Linked DNA regions of Homo sapiens: region 2 is linked to region 1. Evidence: read pairs that join two places in POLR2A ChIA-PET (ENCODE). Cell type or tissue: MCF 10A. All regions are shown on one strand. Links, peaks and the distances in the headings refer to the core of each region. The heading gives the core; the rest is flanking DNA.

Region 1 (9,034 bases), core at 429-8,428:
ATAGTGAAACATCAACTCCCATGAGGCTCATTCTCAGGGGTTGAGATAATAGTAGTCCCTAGTGGGGTCGTCTAAGAGCCCTTGGGAGGGCACTTATCTTCATGTATATATTACATAAATCTTATTTCAAAAGGGATTTCTACTATAAATATTAGATCATCTGTCTCTAAATTCTCCAACTGTTTCCATCTATCTCTAAATTTCCCAACTATCTCCATCTATCTCTAAATTCTCTGACAGTGCTGAGATGTAACGAACAGCATTAAAACACTAAGCACTGAAAAAGAGTTATCATGCTGAACACAGTGTTGTTTTTATTCTAATTTCTAAATCCATGTCTCGTTTAGCATTGGTTGTAGTCAAGAGAGAGACTGTTCAATCCCAGTCTCCCCATGCCTTTTTTCTTTGTTCATTATGGTGAAGGGATCATGGCTATATAACTGTTTAATTAGCAGGAGTCACCTTGAGAAATGTCACCAGGGTGGTCCTGCTCAGTTACTAATGGGGTAGTTATATATAAATTGCTTGGTCCACCTGACTGAAATATAGTGGATTCAGTTTAGGGAGTATGAAAATCTCAGATTAGAAGAGAAGATGGAGGTCATTCCACCCAAACCCCCTCCCCATGAATACCTCTGTCTTTTTTTTTTTTTTTTCTTTTTCATTGTAGATCTAGGCGAGCTTGCTTCTTCAGGAAGTTAAGCCCCATTGTTAGGCATCTCTGAAGTACAAGCAGTACATAGTATTTATGGTTGGAGGTCAGACTCTGAAGTCCAGTGTACGTGGATTGGAATCCTAGCTTTGCAGTGTACAAGCTAATTGGATGACATATATTAAACTTATTAACAGGCTTTGTCTTTTGCCCAGAAATTTTACTTCTGAAAACTAGCCTAAAAAATAATAAAACCTTAATATTTGAGTTTATATGTATAAGGATGTTTGTTGAAGCATTGTTTTTTGTAGGTACAAAAAATAAAAGGTTAGATCTCCATTCACACTACACTGTACTACATCCATTCTAGGAAATACTATATGGCTTTAAAAAATAACTGATAATATCTATGATTTACTAGCCCAGAGCAATGTACACAGCTTACATAAAGAAATGTGCATGCCATTTTTTTGTGAAAAAAATCATAAAAATTCCCTGTGTGTGTTTTTATAGGATTCTGTAAGGATAGTAAAAGACATGGATGATCTGTACTACTGTTTTCTGAGTAATATAAATGGAAATAGAGATTTTAATACAAGCACAAAGGAAAATTATGCATAACAGAATTTTATCTATTAAACGACCACATAAAAGAAAAATACAATATTGATATTGATTTTAAAAAAGATGAAAATAAATGTCAACATATTGAACATTTGGTCAGGTGATTATGGAGCGCTAATGTTTTTCTTACATTTCTGTTATTTTCATATGTATTTGTAATAAAATAACGTTATTAAAATCACTTATAAAGGAAAATTAGAAACTACAGTCCTAGTTAAGTAGGAGTGCAAAAGAACTTGTGAAATGGGGTCGGGTAAGAATCTAGTGACTTCTCTGGAGTTGCAAGCAGAGGGTGCCTGATGCAGACACTGAGCTGGACATGAAGCATGTTCTCTGAAGATTATTGTCTGTCTTCCTTCTAAACCCATGGCTCTGCGTACCTGTTCCTGCTGGCCCTTGAAGAGGTTCATATATTTGAAATGAGCATTTTGGGGGTGTTCAGCTTGGTGCTATTCATGATAATTTGTAATAGGTTAAATGCTTTCAATTAAAGCTTAAGTCAGTGAAGCTCTCAGTTGAGAAATATCAGAAAATTGAGTGCACTGTAAAGTCAGTCTCTGTAGGTCTCCATAGCTTGAATTTTGTGGAGTCACCACTGAGCTGACCTTGTGCTGAGTTTTATGATTCTCATATTAGACACCTTCTTACACATTCAGATGGCATTTCCAGCTGGCTGTCTAAAGTTGCTTCGTAGTCACGGAATCAGGACCCCAGAACAGAGAGCCAAAATTGAGCACTGTTTCCTGAGAGCACTGTGGCTCTGTCCTTGAGGACAGATTTGGCCTGTGTTAAGTTGTTGATGAGCAATTGTTAGGATTAATGGTCTCTGTGAGTCTACTCCTTCTATAACCCAGCACCCAGGCTTTCACATCAACCACGCACCAACCATCACAGCAGCTGTTTTCAATCTGCCCATCATCTTAACCACACACACAAGGCTGCAGAATTCATCTCATTAACTTCCTTATTTTGTAATGGAAGACTGAGGTTCACAGAGGGACAGTGACTTTCCCAAGTCACTCAACTGGTCCTGACAAAGAAGGACTAGCCTATGGCAATCTCAGATTGCCACCTCTATGTTGAAATGACATTTACCAGTAACTAGCCCCTTGGCAGAGAGGAACCCATCAGGCAGGCGGTCTGTGCATGGTGGGTCAGAGGCAGAGCTGTGCATTCACACAGACTGGATTCAAATATCGGTTCCTTCATGTTTTAGCTTTGTGACTTTCGCTGGGTCCTTTGATGTCTCCACTCCTCCATTTCCTGTCCTCTAAAGGGGGAATGCTGGCAGTGTGTTTTCATGGGATAGTTACGAGCATTAAATAACTTTCTTCCGGTAAAGTTCTTGGTGTTGTTTCTGACATCTAATAAGCAATCAAATGTTACAACTGCCACCACCATGGTAGCACATCCTCTTCTGGGTAACACCTATGTTAAATCAACGTACATGGCTTGACTCAGGTGATATCTGTAATCTTGACTTTGTCTGTTTACATGTAACTAGGCCTCTGGTCTCTGCCATCCTATAAATCCATTCAGCCTTTCAGCCTCAGTTTCTCCTGGTAGAGCCTGGCATGGCCTGAAGGCAGCACAGTATAATAGAAATAGGAAGGTGTGTGTGATAGACTAAAAGATGGCTCCCCCAGACACCCAAGTCCTGATCCTGGTACCTATGACTATGTTACCTTACACAGCAACAGAGACTTTGCTGGTGTGATTAAGTCAAGGATCTTGAGATGAGGGGTGAGGGGCTTATAAAGCGGAGTTTCCCTGCACAAGCCCTCTTCTCTTCTCTGCCGCCATGTGAGACATGCCTTTCACTTTCCACCATGATTGTGAGGCCTCTCAGCCAGATATGCTCAATTATCTAAGTTGTCCCTAAATGTAATTACAAATGTCCCTACAAGAGGGAGGCGAGTGGTATTGACTGAAGAAGAGGGAGGAGGCAATGTGATGTGGCCACTAACCCAGAAATGAATTCAGTCTCTAGAAGCAAAAAAGGCAAAATATACATTCTCTCCCGGAGCCTTTGGAAGCAGTGTGGCCCTGCGGCCACCTTAATTTTAGCACAGTGAAATGGATTTTGGACTCCTGGCCTCCAAAACTGTAAGAGAGTAACTTTGTGTTATTTCAACCTAACAGTTTGTGGTAATTTGTTAGGGCAGTCACAAGAAGCTCTGATATGGTTTAGCTGTGTCCCCACTCAAATCTCATCTTTAATTTTAGCTCCCACAATTCCCATGTGTTATGGGAGGCACCCGGTGGGAGGTAATTGAATCATGGGGGCAGGTCTTTCCTGTGCTATGCTTGTGATAGTGAGGAAGTCTCATGAGATCTGATGGTTTTATAAAGGGGAGTTTCCTTGCACAAGAGCTCTTCTCTTGTCTGCTGCCATGTGAGATGTGCCTTTCACCTGCTGCCATGATTGTGAAGCCTCCTCAACCACAAGGGACTGTGAGTCCATTAAACCTCTTTCTTTTGCATATTGCCCAGTCTCAGGTATGTGTTTATCAACAGTGTGAAAACAGACTAGTACAAGCTCATACAGTGTAGAAGTCACTCCTCAAAGGTGACTTCTGTCACCACCCTCACCCCAAGATTAGAAGAGTTCCCATTGCACCTTGAAATTCATTTTCAAAGCATTCATTGCACTTGGGACTATTAGTTTAATGCCCAGCACCTGGAACCAGTGCTTGGAACATGGGAGTCCCTTAATAAAATGTTACTGGATAAATGAATATTTGTCTTCCCAGAGAGACAGTGAGCTTCCTAGAAGCCACATGCGGGCTCTTTGCTGCTGCATCCAGAGTGCCTAGCTCAGCGCTAGTGCATGGTAGCTTCTCCATAAATATTTGCTGAATGAATAAATGGCTGCTTGTCTCCTCAAGTAGCCTATCAGCTCCACATTCGCCATGTCAGTTTCTTCCTCTGCAATCTCTGCAGTGGCTTGCACCATGCCTGGTGCCTTGTAAGTTCTTTGCAAGCAATCATTGGCCATCTGCCTGAGTAGTCACGCTGGTCCGGACTTGAGCGATCCTCTCCCTCTGTCCCTTTGCACTAGAGCAGTTGTCCCATTAAGCCATGTGAACCCTACCGGTGTGTGTTATGAGCCATGCGTTGTGCCAACATCCCGGCAGACGGAATTCAGCAGTGCCACGGGAGAGAGCCAGCGGCCTCCCCTGCATCTGAGCAGCGTGGCTTGTTAGTTCCCAGTCCTTCAGCCACCAGCTGTTTCTAACACAAACTCGTGGTGACAGAGCTCTCTGTAGGAGAAGCTAACTACAATTGTCAGTCTGCAGAGCATCAGGCATCTCTAAAAGGATTCCAATTATTGTTCTGTTCTGCCTGCTCCTATTACAGTCTACCTCAACATCAGCTCTTATTCAGGGAGAGGAGAGCGAGATGCTAACTCTGTCTCCACTCACTCTTATGCCAGAGGACCAGCAGATGCCAGCAGCTGGTGTCACGCTGGAGAAGGGTAAACATAGGTAAACTTCCCCTCAATGCGACGGCTCACTTTTCATTGGTGTGTATTGCACTTAAATGTGCTCGGAAAATCTCAACTCAGCGTGACTCGCAACCTCACCACTGAGCGGAAGATAAATACTGAGATGCCCAGAGGTGAGTCATTTTTACAGGGCATTCCCCAAAGACAAGATGGGAGGTGCCTCCCACACTCTTCACCTCCTCCTCTGTGGGCAGCAGGTCCCTGCCTGAAGCCGACAGACAGGAAGTCGGATCTGTGTAGGTAGAGTTGGCAGGTTTCTCAGCTCTCATAATAGCTCATGGGCATTGCAGTAAGGACCCAGCACAAGGAGGTGGTGGAATGGCACGGCCCACGGCTTCCTTAGTTGTGGAAGTTGTGAGGATTTAAGTATAATTTACATTATCTTTTTTTTTTTTTTTTTTTTGAGATGGAGTCTCACTCTGTCACCCAGGCTGGAGTGCAGTGGCACGATCTCAGCTCACTGCAACCTCCACCTCCTGGGTTCAGGTGATTCTCTTGCCTCACCCTCCTGAGTAGCTGGGATTACAGGTGTGCACCACCACGCCCAGCTAATTTTTGCATTTTTAGTAGAGATGGGATTTCGCCATGTTGCCCAGGCTAGTCTCAAACTCCTGACCCCAAGTGATCCGCCCACCTCAGCCTCCCGAGCTGCTGGGATTACAGGCATGAGCCACAGTGCCTGGCACGTTAATCTATTTTAAAAATCTAGTTGGACTTATTTTTAAACTTGTTTGTCAAGGCAAAATTCACATGACATAAAAATTAACCATTTTAAAGTGAACAATTCAGTGCCATTTAGTGGATGGACAGTGTTGTATAAGGCACCACCTCTATCTATATTCTCATCGCCCCCAAATGAAAACCGCATACCTGTTAAGTAGTTGCTCCCCATCCTCCATCCCCCATGCCCTTTGTAATCATCTACTTTCTGTCTTTAAGGATTTACCTATTCTGGATGCTCCATACAAATGAAATATGCAAAGAGGAGCGCATTAGGAAGGTGGTCTGTTCATGGTGGTTCAGAGGCAGAGCTGTGGATCCTCACAGCCTGGATTCAAATACCAGTCCCTTCATTTTTCAGCTTTGTGATCTTGGCTAGGTTCTTTGACCTCTTCATTTTTCCTTTTCCTGTTCTACAAAGGGAAAATGCTGGCAGTGCATTTTCATGGGGCCGTTACAAGCATTAAATAACCTTCTTCAGGTAAAGTTCTTGCTGTTGAATCTGACATCAAATAAGCCATCAAATGTTACAACCACTACCTCCTCTTCCTGGCTAGCACCTATGTGAAATGAATGTACATGGCTTGACTCAGGTGATGCCTGTCTTTTGTGGCCTTTTGCGATTGGCCCCTGTCACTTAGCACAATGTTGTAAGGTACGTCATAGTGTTTACTGATCCATATGATAGCAGAGGTCAGCACTTCTTTTCATAGCTGAATAGTATTCCACTGTATGGATAGGCCACATTTTGTTTGCCTATCCTTTCACTGATGGACATTTGAGCTGCTTCTACTTCCTCACTATTATGAGCAATGCTGCTATGAGCATGCATTTGCAAACAGTTATTCTTATTTAAATGTGAATTAGCAGTGCGTATACACACCCAAAATTGGGTCATCAAAGCCATGATTTTATTGATAATGATCAAGGATTTCTTCTTTACACAAATTCATTAGAGCACAAATGTCAATGTCTAGGACAATTTTATAGGACAATCTGAAGAAAGCAACAGCTCAGCTGGAATGTGGATATGGTTGAAGTCATTAGTTTAATCATATCTGCAGAGTTTCTTTTGCCATATAAGGTAACACTCACAGGTCCTGGGAATTATTAGGATCAGGATATTGTTGGGGTCCTTTTTCAGTCTGCCATATACACTGTGGCCTGAAGGTTCATTAAGAGTTAACTGGGAGACCAGAGCATAAGGGGTGCTCCAGGCAGAGGGCACAGCATGTGCAGAGGCCCTGGGGCAAGAGGCAGCCTGGTATGTGCAAGAAGAAAAGAGATGCACGGCTGGAAAGAGACACAGGCTTTTATTGGCCAAATTAAGGACTTGGGTCAGCATCCAAAGGACAAAGAGATACCACTAAAGAATCTCAAAAAAAGGAGTGATAAGTTGATTGGCATTTTAGTAGATGCTGTGGCCACATTGTAGATGGGCAAAGTAGAGGGAAATAATTGTGGATTCAGAAGAAGTTAGGAAGCTGTTGCAATAGTTCTGGTGAGAGGTGGCCAAGGCAAAGGTTAGTGTGTGACCGTGAGGACCAAAGGAAGAGGACAGTCACAGGCATCTGTGACTTACAGCTGACCAGCTCTGCTTTGCTACTTCATTCGTTGATTCCACAAGTGCGTATTGAGATCTCAACATGGGGAAGGTGTTATGCATGGTGCTGGGAATGAAATGCTGAGCCAACTGTGCAGTCCTGGACAGGTTAATTAACATTTAGGCCTCAGTTTCCCCAAGATATGATAATGTTCATTTTTTTTGGAGTGTCATGAATATTAAGTGAGTGAATGGAAGGAAAGAGCTTAGGACAGTGCTTGACACAGAGGAAGTATTTGGAGCAGCAAGCAAGAGAAAAAGAAGGAACGAAGGAAAGGAAGGAAGGGAGGGAGGGAGGGAAGGAAGGAAGGAGAGAGGAAGAGAAAGAGAAACAAAGAAAAGAAAAGGAAAAAAAGGAAAGAAGGAAAGAAGGAAGGAAAGGAAGGAAGGAAGGAAGAAAAGAAAAGAAAAGAAAAGAAAGAAACCCATGGACACCCACAGAAACAACCACCCTGGCTTTGGCCCTCCTCTCTCTAGAGTAGTCATTGAAAAATTCACCCAGGACAACATTTGCATGAACACCCAGGAAATGGGTGGCATATGGCATTTGGCATTATGAGGCATTGAGAAATCCTTTCCGTAATATCCACTGAGTATATACTGTGAGCCAAAACTATGATAGCGGCTATGGGGGAAAAATGAGTAAAAACCAACAGTCATTGTCTTCATAGAGCTTACAATGTAGTTGGGGGGACCAATATTAGTCAAATAAGCATAGTAAGAAAGATAGTACAAGGTAAGAGGGGGAAGACCATGTTGCAAGAGAGTCTTTGGTGGGCTGAGTTGACCTGACCACGGTAGTCATGGAAGGTCTCCTTGTGGACGTGATCCTTGGGGTGAATCAAGAGGATGAGGTGGTGTTAACTGAGCAAGAATGGGTAGAAAGAACATCACAGGGAGAGAGAAAAGGGTGAGCAAAGGTCCTGTGGCCAGTGGGAATGCAGTGAGTGTGGGTGTAGATAAGGCTGGAGAGGCCACCAAGAGCTGAACACCCATGGAACCTTGTAGAACAGGCTGATGGGTTTTGTCTTTATACTAATGGAAATGGGAAATCCTTAAAGTATATTAAGTTATATGGAGATATATACAGAGATGCATCTTTGGAAAGATGATTCTGGTTTGAGTGTTAAGGGGAGATGGAGAAGGAGATAAGAGAAATGTCCACTAGGGGACTACCATATTGGTTCAAACAAGAGACAGCAATTAGGTGGTAGAGATGGGGAGAAGGTGCCACTTCGAGGGCTGTTTAGGAGAGAAAATCAACAGCAGCACTAGTGATAAATTGAGCAGAAGAGGTAATGGAGGGTCAGGTGGCCAGGATAACACCAGCATTTCTTGACTGGTGCAATCGAAATTGAAATGGGGATGTTGCGGATGGAGGTAACTCATGCCACAGGTGTTTCATCTTCTCAGTAAAGCAGAAGCCTGGCTCATTTGCTGAAAAAGAGTGCATTGAGAACTAAGGCAGAATTTTAAGGACGTACAAACATTTTTGAATGGCAGCTGTGGGGATTCGAGCAACAAGAATGACTTGCAGAAGTGATGACTTAATTGAAATCAAATTGAAATACATAGAAACCACAGATTTGGAGTAGGCATTTCATTTGATATGTCTCAAAGGCCCAGCAGGATGCTCTATCTACAAAGAAGGTACAGAATAAGTATTTGTTGAGCAAGTAGATAAAACCAAAGAGCGATTTTGCATGACTTTCCTGAGCCAACTGGGACAATGAATTGGCTGATCTATGCACAAAAATTTGTCCTGCTATATTTCTTTCCATGGCAATCCCTGTGTAGAACTTTAGGCTGCAACCTAAAGGTGAAATGCACTTAATTTGGCTTGAATAATTTACTTGGATTCTTCCTTATCAACAAGACTTGAATATATAATGTATTTGAATTTGAATTTGGTAGTTATATGATTGTT
Region 2 (9,034 bases), core at 622-8,621, 59 kb before region 1:
TTGTGCTCAGTGAACGGGCAAGTTATCCTGAGGAAGAAAATATTTCAGAGGCTTCAGTGCTAAGTATTAATCAAATAGGTCGGGGGTCGAGCAGGCCTTCCACAGTCATTCATACAGGAAAAACATATTGAGGCTGGCCCCACCCTATATCTCAGCGGGGAATAACTAAAGCTATTCAAGAGTCACCTTACATCCACGGTGAGCCACATTTCCTGATACCAGATGCTTTCAGGGCAACCTTGATCATGGGTTTTTGTCTATTGCATCTTCATGCTGCAAGAAAATTCTGTGTGTAAGCATCTCTGTCTCCCAGCAAAATGTGGCCAGTGGAAGGTCCACATGAGGCCTTTTCAGTCTGGCATCCACAGCACTAGCACAGGGCCTGCCACAAAATAGGCCCCCATAAAGACTGGGGTTGAATAAAATGCATTGTTTGCAACACGTAGGCATGATTTCTTCTTTCCTGCGGTGGGGGATGGGACTGACCCATCAAAGCACATCTCATATTTGAAATGTATGAGATTCTTGGATAGTGCAAAATACAATGTGTGCATTACACACTGAGGAGGCTGCTGCAGTTTCTCCAAACCCCTACAGGCTGGGAGACTTTTAAGAGACCCTTAGACAGTGTCACCTTTGTTTATGCAGTTTTCATAAATTTCTTTTACTTGGCCGTAGTCTCTGGGTGATACTTGTTGTAACAGGCAACTATTACAGTACAAGATATCCTGCTTCAGATCTGTGCAGCTCTCCTGGGCTCTTAGTTGGAGTGAATCAAAGCCCCTGCACACACATACACCTGTGTGCACACTCTCGCTTTGACATTCACCTATCCCTCTACTTCCCACCTCCAGAACCCTCTGCTGCTGGTGTTTTTCTGTGTGTTTGTTTTAGATTTTTGCTTTTTTTAGAGAAAGGTGTCTCACCATGTTGCCCAGGCTAGTCTCGAACTCCTGAGCTCAAACAATCCTTCCGCCTCAGTCTCCCAAACTGCTGGGATTACAGATGTGAGCACTACACCCAGCCAATCTCTGCTGCTTCTTGCTCATGGCACCATCCCTTTGGCTATCAAAAGGTAGCTCTCCTGGCCATCCCTTTGCATAGGCCATAGTGGAAGCTTATAATTTGATCTTGGTTTTTTCCTTTAGCTTTGTCCTTTCTGAAATTCTTCATTTTAGCCTAGATTCCTCTTATAATAGAGCATAACATTCCAGCAGTGCTCAAGGATGATTCATTGCCTCAAAGTTGCCACCTCTGAAAGAGTGTAATATGTCCACCCTACTCATTGGCAGGAGGGAGAATCTGATTCTTCTACCCCTTCTGCTGCTCCAAATGATAATAGCAGCCACCACAACCACAGGCTCAGCAGATAACACGCCTAGCCCAGAGCTGCACGTCCTCTGCCTCTCATTTGCCCACCACAGATACCCAATAAAATAGACACCGCTAGTATGAGCTTCCTTTTGTGGCTGTGATGAATTGCTACATATTTATGGTTTAAAATGTGCAAATTTATCTTTTTACACTTGGGTCAGAAGTCCAAAATCGGTCTCATTGGGTTAAAGTCAAGGTGTAGGCAAGGCTGGTTCCTTCCAGAGGCTCCAGGGGAGAATCCACTTTCTTGATTTTTCCAGCTTCTCGGGTCACCTGCACTCCTTGGCTCCTGACGCCTTCCTTGGTCTTCAAAGCCAGCAGTGTGGCGTCTCCAGATATCTTTCTTTGACTTCTGCTTCCCTGTTCACATCTCCTTCTCTGACTCCCATGTCTCTCTCTTACAAGGACCTTGTTGGGCCCACCCAGATAATCTAGGATAAGCCCCTCATCTCAAGATCTTTAATGACATTGACTAAGTTTCTTTTACCCTGTAAGATAACATGGTAAGATATTCACAGTTGTTGGGGATTAGGATATAGGAATGTTTGGGACCATTATTTTTCTAACCACCCTTTTTTTTTTTTTTTTTGAGACGTAGTTTTACTCTGTCACCCAGGCTGGAGTGCAGTGGTATGATCTCAGCTCACTGCAACCTCCACCCTCCGGGTTCAAATGATTCTCCTTCCTCAGCCTCCTGAGTAGCTAGGACTACAGGTGGCTGCCACAGCGCCCGGCTAATTTTTTGTATTTTTAGTACAGATAGGGTTTTACCATCTTGGCCAGGCTGGTCTTGAACTTCTGACCTCGTGATCCACCCGCCTCGGCCTCCCAAAGTGCTGGGATTACAGGCGTGAGCCACCTCGCCTGGCCTTTCTAACCACACTTTTATGCCTGCCTTTGTAACTGTGAAGCGACTTTTGCAGCTCAGAGAGGCTGCCCCATGTGTCCAGCCTCCCCAGTGAGTAAACTGAAGGCAGGGTTTGAAGTAGGCAGGATTTGATCTTGGAACCTGGGCTCTAAACCACTACTACACCATATGCTCACCCGAGCAGTGCCTAAATACCCAGCTTCTTAGCCAGGCTCTCAGCAACTTGCAAGGAAGAGTCATATTTTAATTACCTCTTGAGTCTCATCGAGCACATGGAGGAGACCTTGGGATATTGTTGAGGCTTAATATTGAGTTAAAATGGTGATTGTCTCCCTTGTACAAATCTACTTCTATTTAGACAACCTAAGGTTACTTTGGTTTTAAAAAATATCATTTCACACTAACCTTGCTTTCATTGAAGACTTCTCTTCTGCTTCTTTATCAAACGTGGTGCTTCTGGGCCATGCCTCTCCCGTCTTTTGATAACAACAATATTCTCAGAGAACACAGTGTCCTGGGCTGAATGTTACATGTAGTCACTCACTTAATCCATGCACCAACCCCATCAGGTGAAAACCATTACTGTCCCCACTTAGTACCGTTATACCTCAGGCTCACTGTTGTCCAGAGTGGAGCAGCTGTTCAGTGGCAGAGCTGGGACTGAAACTGGGGACTCTGTCTCCTGTGGGCATGCTGCTAACCCTCTGAGTATTGTGAGTCTGGATGGGAGGCCAGTGGGGATTTATGTTAGACGGTGCCCTGTGGTTGCAACAAATGAAAACCAACCCAGACTTTCTTTAACAAAGGGGAATTGATGAATAGATCTCTCCCCTAACAAGAGGCTGGAGATATGAGACTGGGGAGAGCAGGAGCCATGATGACTCTGGAGCCCTGAGGTCGGCCCCGGGAGCTGGCTTGTAGCAGAGGCAGTGGAGTCAGGGCACCGCCGCTCAGGGGCGGGACTCACAACCCCAGATCCGAGGGAGCATCTAGTGCAGCTCTCTTAAGTTGTGTCCATTGGCCCTTGGGGTGTGGGGAGCAGGTGCCTTTGGTCTCTCTTCTGCCAGGTTGTTTCTAAGAGAAGAACATTGCAATCTGGAAAAGCAGTATTATTGTAGGGTAGAAATGAACACATGGGGAAGAGCATTTAAAACCAAAAATGAAACAGATTATTCATACAGAGTGTGCCAGAAGCTACTGGATCGAATCTCCTTTTGCTCCTTAAATATTTATTGAGCACCTACTGTGTGGCTGGCCCTGTTTCATTCAGAGGATACGAGGGTGAATCAAATGTGCATTGTTAAGTTTTATGGATCTAAGTTATCCCTTGAGTGGTGGCCTGATGGCTTGGAAGAGGTAATACATCTGTCAGTTCTGACATCCACGGTGGAGAGAAATGAATCCTGCCAAATGGAAATGACTCTCCAGTTCCATGGGGGCACAGGTGGCCTGGAAAAAGCTACCCCAGTCTGTGAGCCCAGACAGTCCAGAAGGCCCCCTCTTAGATCTCAATCCCAGCGCATTTAATTTCAGTTTTGTGTGACCCTAATAGAGATCCTTCATCAAGTTTTATTCTTCATAAAAGATCCATTTCCATAGACTCATAAAGCAACTCCTTCTAATTCAGTGTTATTTTATACATACTTTCATTGCTCGCATCAATCACAGGCAGCCGACTTCCCAGCCATGAAACAACAGCTTGCAACATCACCATGTTACCCAATATGTATTTACTTATCAAGTTGGAGAACACATGTTTGCAAAATCAGCAACATTACAGCTTTACTAGCAATTTGCTAGCACTTTCTTCCCGTTGAACACGGAGTCTGAATTGTGTGGTATTTCACTATCCTGGCTCATTTGTATCTTGTAACTGCAGTAGTCACCAGCACCCTGAAACCTCCTGGAGATCCTTGTTGATCATACCTGGAACTTCAGCCAGGTCACTTACCTAACAGGTGTGGTTCTGGAGTCATCGATCATCTGTCCTGCACTACAACTCAAGGATATAGGTCCTATATGTCCCTCGGGCTTCTGGACCTAGCCTAAAGATGCCCCAGACAAGCTGTAATGCAGGGCAAGGTCCTCAATAGCCACTCTGTAGGGAGAATTCTGGAAAATTATCCTACCTGCAAAATGTAATGTGAAATATCTGACATGAGCTGTGTGGAGCTGAGTAGGGAAGTTGGGAGAATAAACCACACTTCCTGGGTTTGCCTCTCGTCTCAGCCACTTACCAGCTAGATAACTGAGGTGATGGGCAAGCGGCTTTACCTCCCTGGGCCTCAGCTTCCCTCTCCATAAAATGGGCTAATGACACCTGCCTCATAGGGTTTGTGGGATGATTAAATGCTTGCAATGCCCTGAGTCATCTGCTATGGTACGAACCCTCATAAAGGTTAGCTCCCCATCACTCCTGCACCAACTTTTGTATTCATTCAGGATTATGCTTTTGTGTGTCCCTCTGAGCCCATACTCAGCCACTTGCCAGTAGTGATGATGGAGTGGTTATTTGACTTCCCTGAGCCTGAGTCTCTTTCTTTTAAAATAGAGATGATCTAATTACCCTGGCAGGGCTATTAGAAGAACTATTTCTGGTGCACAGTCCACACATGTATCTCCTCCTCCATGGAATTACTGCAAAGGTCTCCTCCTCAGTGCCCCCTATATTTTACCTGCATCTTTAAGCCAACTTTACACAGTCATAGGTGTCAGCCCATTTTACAGATAAGGAAATTGAGCCTCTGTAAGGTTGTGTATGTTGCTCAGATCATGTAGCCAGTAAGTAAGGTGCCAGAGTCTCCATCTGTTCAGCTTCTATCATTCCAAGGATTCCACTCTCAAGGCCCCACACCAGGCCAGTAGAATAAAAATCTCTGGGGGAGAGTCTCAGACATCAAGAGAATTTTAAAATATCTTCAATGAGCAGCCAGGGTTGCAAGGCATACCCCCAGGCCATGTTTGCTCAACCTCATTCTCATGTACGGCCCACATCTGGTGGGTCCCACCAGAAAAAACAAGAGGGTGGGGGAAATTTAGCAGAAGTATTTCATTAAAAAGGAGGATGTAGCTTAGAATTCAGCAAATTAAAGCAGAAGCCAAGGAAATAGCAGTTCTCTGGTGTCCAAAGCAAGGTCAAGAGCTGGGAGCCCGAGGAATAAACTGTGAAGCCAGCACAGATCTCCCAGAACAGGGAACCCAGAGCTTAGGGCTGGAGAAGGCACTCCCAGAGAAGGTCCAAGCCTAGAGCAGTGACTGTTTGACTTCTGCCCAGGTACATCTTGCTTCTCACCCCATAGGGAAACAACCGCTGGAGGAGCCAAGTGTTCAGTGAGCCGGTGCAGTTCTGGGGCCATAATGATGAAAAGGAAGGCATGTGCATTGTTGCCTGCGCAGCTGAGTATAGGCACTGAGGCCGAGACACTGAGTGTCCAGGTGACCCCCTGTGTTTCCCAGGCCTTCCGCCATCTGGCTCCTGGCTCTTGACCACGACTGGCTGCGTGATTTGCAGAGCCCATTGTAAAATGAAAACTCAGGGTCCCTTGTTCAACAACAATTAAGAATGTCAAGAGGGTGACAACAGAGCACTAAACCCAGCACAGGGACTGTCTGAGCAAGGGGTTCTGTGCAACTGTGCAGGTCACACGTTCATGAAGTCCACCTGCTCTTGAGCTTGCCTTAGACACCAGGTCTGGCCGCTGAAGTGCAGGCAAGAGTGCTGTGTGTCGTTTCTGACTGAAGCGTTCAATGAGTCAGCATGTGAGTTTGCAACTCTCTGCCGCTCCTGCAGCAGTCAGGAAGCTGCATGTTCAAGGTGGCCTGGCTATAAGATGCAAGGGTCTGGATCCCTAAGCTGCCACTTGGAGAGAGGATCTGCCCCTTGAAGTGAACCCCCAAAGTGGACTGAATTTGAGTGAGAAATTAACTTTATGTGCTAAGCCACTGAAATGATAGGGTTGGACTGTTATCTCATTCTAGCCTAGCCTAATATAGTCTATGTGGTTTTTGTTGTTGTTGTTACTGTTTTTGAGACAGGGTCTCTCTCTGTCACCCAGGCTGGAGTGCAGTGGTGTGATCTCGGCTCCCTGCAGCCTTCGCCTCTCGTGTTCAAGCAGTTCTCACACCTCAGCCTCCCCAGTAACTAGGATTACAGGGACATGCCACCACGTTTGGCTAAATTTGTTTGCATTTTTAGTAGAGAAAGGGTTTCACCATGTTGGCCAGGTTGGTCTTGGACTCCTGACCTCGGGTGATCCACCCACCTCGGCCTCCCAAAGTGATGGGATTACAGGCATGAGCCACCATGCCTGGCCTATGGTCTGTGTTTTTAAAGAGCAAATTGCTGCGCCTTTGCCCTTAAATAGATATAAATGATAGCGACAATAAGCCCATTGTTCAGAATTAACCCAGGAGTTCATTAATATTTAGTGTCAGTTAAGTATCAATTATTTACCTGCTTCCTACTCCAGCTTTATATTACCTTAAGCTGTAAACGAAGAAAAATGATAAAAACTCATCTTTTATTTATTCACTTATTCATGTATTTATTCACTTGTGCATTTGGCAAATGTTTACTAGACTCTTAATACATGCAAAGCATTATTCTGGTGCCTTTGAACATTTTCATATTTGTCAGATATAGAGCAGCATCCTTGATCTCTACCCACTAGATGCCAATATCACATCTCCTGCCCCAGTTGTAACAACCAAAAGTATCCCCAGGCATTGCCAAATGTTCCCTAGAGGGGCTAAAATACCCCTCATTGAAAACCACTGCTGTAAAAAGGACTAGGCTTGCCATTTAAAAATCTCTTAAATTGGCTGGGCGCAGTGGCTCACACCTGTAATCCCAGCACTTTGAGAGGCCAAGGTGGGCAGATCACTCGAGGTCGGGAGTTTGAGACCAGCCTGGCCAACATGGTAAAACCATATCTCTACTAAAAATACAAAAATTAGCAAGGCGTGGTGGCGCATGCCTGCAATCCAAGCTACTTGGAAGGCTGAGGCATGAGAATCACTTGAACCTGGGGGACAGAGGTTGCTGTGAGCCCAGATTACGCCACTGCACTCCAGCCTGCACTCCAGTGACAAAGCGAGACTGTCTCAAAAAAAACTCTTAAATTGGTTAAACAAACAAAAAAAACCACACCGTGTCCTTTTGTTGTTTTTAAGAGTTTATGGAAAAATATATTGGAGAGTTACAATTACTTCAGGCTAATTCAATATAAAGAGTATTTTTATTATTAGTTTGGAATATTAAAGTTTCCACTTAAAATTGATTTTTTGAAGTGTTTTCAGGCAACATCATTTAATTCAGCATAGAGTATCCTATGTCTTTCAAAAAGAACTTCATGGGAATGGTAGATAAAAAGATTAAGTGGAATTTTTAAGGGGTGTAAGAAAAATCTTACTGTCGAAGTCTGGATAAAAGGAAGAAATTAGGACAGTAAAATGAATCATGATGGGGGACCCCAGTTTTGGCCATGTGTCACCTAATATGTCATAAACAGTTCTTCAGCTTCATTAAAGAATAGCTTACCAGAAAGAAGGGCAGACACTGGAGGCTGAACTGCAGCGAATGAAAACCTGAAATAATCACAAGGTGGTCCTGTTGCCATCATCTCTTTATCAGTATAAAAATAAACAACCTTTGAAAACAGATGGAGACAGTCATTGCTCAACTTGTCATAACTTATTACATATTTGGCTGTCAATTTGTACTTAAAAAACCAACTAGCTCCAGGGAGGCAAAGCAAAGTGGAGAGGAGAAGCGAAGCCTGTTGCATTTCAATTCAAGCCTGTGGTAATTTCAGCTGCATGGAGACACTTAGGACTGTTTTTAAATGAAGTCAGCAACTGTCCCAAAATTTAAGGCATTCTCATTTTAAAGAGCACAGTTGTGTTCCTATGGGATGGCACTTCCTCACCTCAAACCTGTATCAGGAGTATATATATCTCGTGCCCGTTTAGTCAGTGCTGCTCTCCCACAGGGTGAGATCTCTCTGAGCCAGATCATTCTCGGACAGATGATGAATTTTTCTGTTCCAAACAGGGAGGTGGGAGGAGGAAGGGCAAAATGTTTCCCATGGATGTACCACTTTTTAAAGTTGTAATCTGGAGTACTCATCAACAACATCTAATTCGTGCCTTTGGGGGAAAGAATGGCTCTACCAACAGACAAGGTCAAAAGCTGGTGGGCCTCAGACCGAAGCTTGCCATAACCTCTTTTGTTTGGCCTTCTAGTCCCACTGAGTGATCTTTTATTTTTTAAATTTGAACTAGTGTCTAAAAATCCAAATTCCCACCTTTTCTTAAAAAATCAAAAGATGGCTGGACGCGGTGGCTCATACCTGTAATCCCAGCACTTTGGGAGGCCGAGTCGGGTGGATCACGAGGTCAGGAGATCGAGACCATCCTGACTAACATGGTGAAACCTCATCTCTACTAAAAATATAAAAAATTAGCCAGGCTTGGTGGTCCCAGCTGCTTGAGGCAGAAGAATGGCATGAACCCAAGAGGCGGAGCTTGCAGTGAGCCGAGATCACGCCACTGCACTCCAGCCTGGGCAACAGAGCAAGACTCCGTCTCAAAAAAAAAAAAAACATCAAAAGATCTGGCTAGTCCAGACTTGTATTTCAGACATGCAGTAATTCCTTTGAGCTAAAAGGCAGCTGCCGCCTGAGGCAGGAGGCACACGCTCCAGTTTGCCACCAACCCCACCTCTCCCGGTTGCCTTGAGAGCGCTTTACTCATGTGAAGCTACCTGTATGGGCACTGGGTGAGTAGGTGAGC

The links. ChIA-PET counts read pairs that join two places held together with the same protein. Peaks named below come from ENCODE experiments on the same cell type or tissue, not always from the same donor. Only the 100,000 strongest peaks of a DNase experiment are listed, where the experiment ranks them.
Region 2: POLR2A ChIA-PET joins it to region 1 with 6 read pairs; 1 of 35 experiments calls an interaction of 5 or more read pairs at or near these places.

Annotation. Positions count from the first base shown.
Region 1 is chr16:83,528,452-83,537,485 of GRCh38, forward strand. All of the region lies in intron 7 of CDH13 (cadherin 13), which reads left to right. Among named protein-coding and RNA genes, the nearest start is that of MIR3182, 25 kb to the left of the region's middle. RefSeq lists enhancers at 4,324-5,523, 4,733-5,027. In MCF 10A, for the core only: no CTCF peak of the experiment used is centred there; a DNase peak (open chromatin) is centred at 4,940.
Region 2 is chr16:83,469,330-83,478,363 of GRCh38, forward strand. The region is part of intron 6 of CDH13 (cadherin 13); the gene reads left to right. Among named protein-coding and RNA genes, the nearest start is that of MIR3182, 34 kb to the right of the region's middle. In MCF 10A, for the core only: no CTCF peak of the experiment used is centred there; a DNase peak (open chromatin) is centred at 3,952.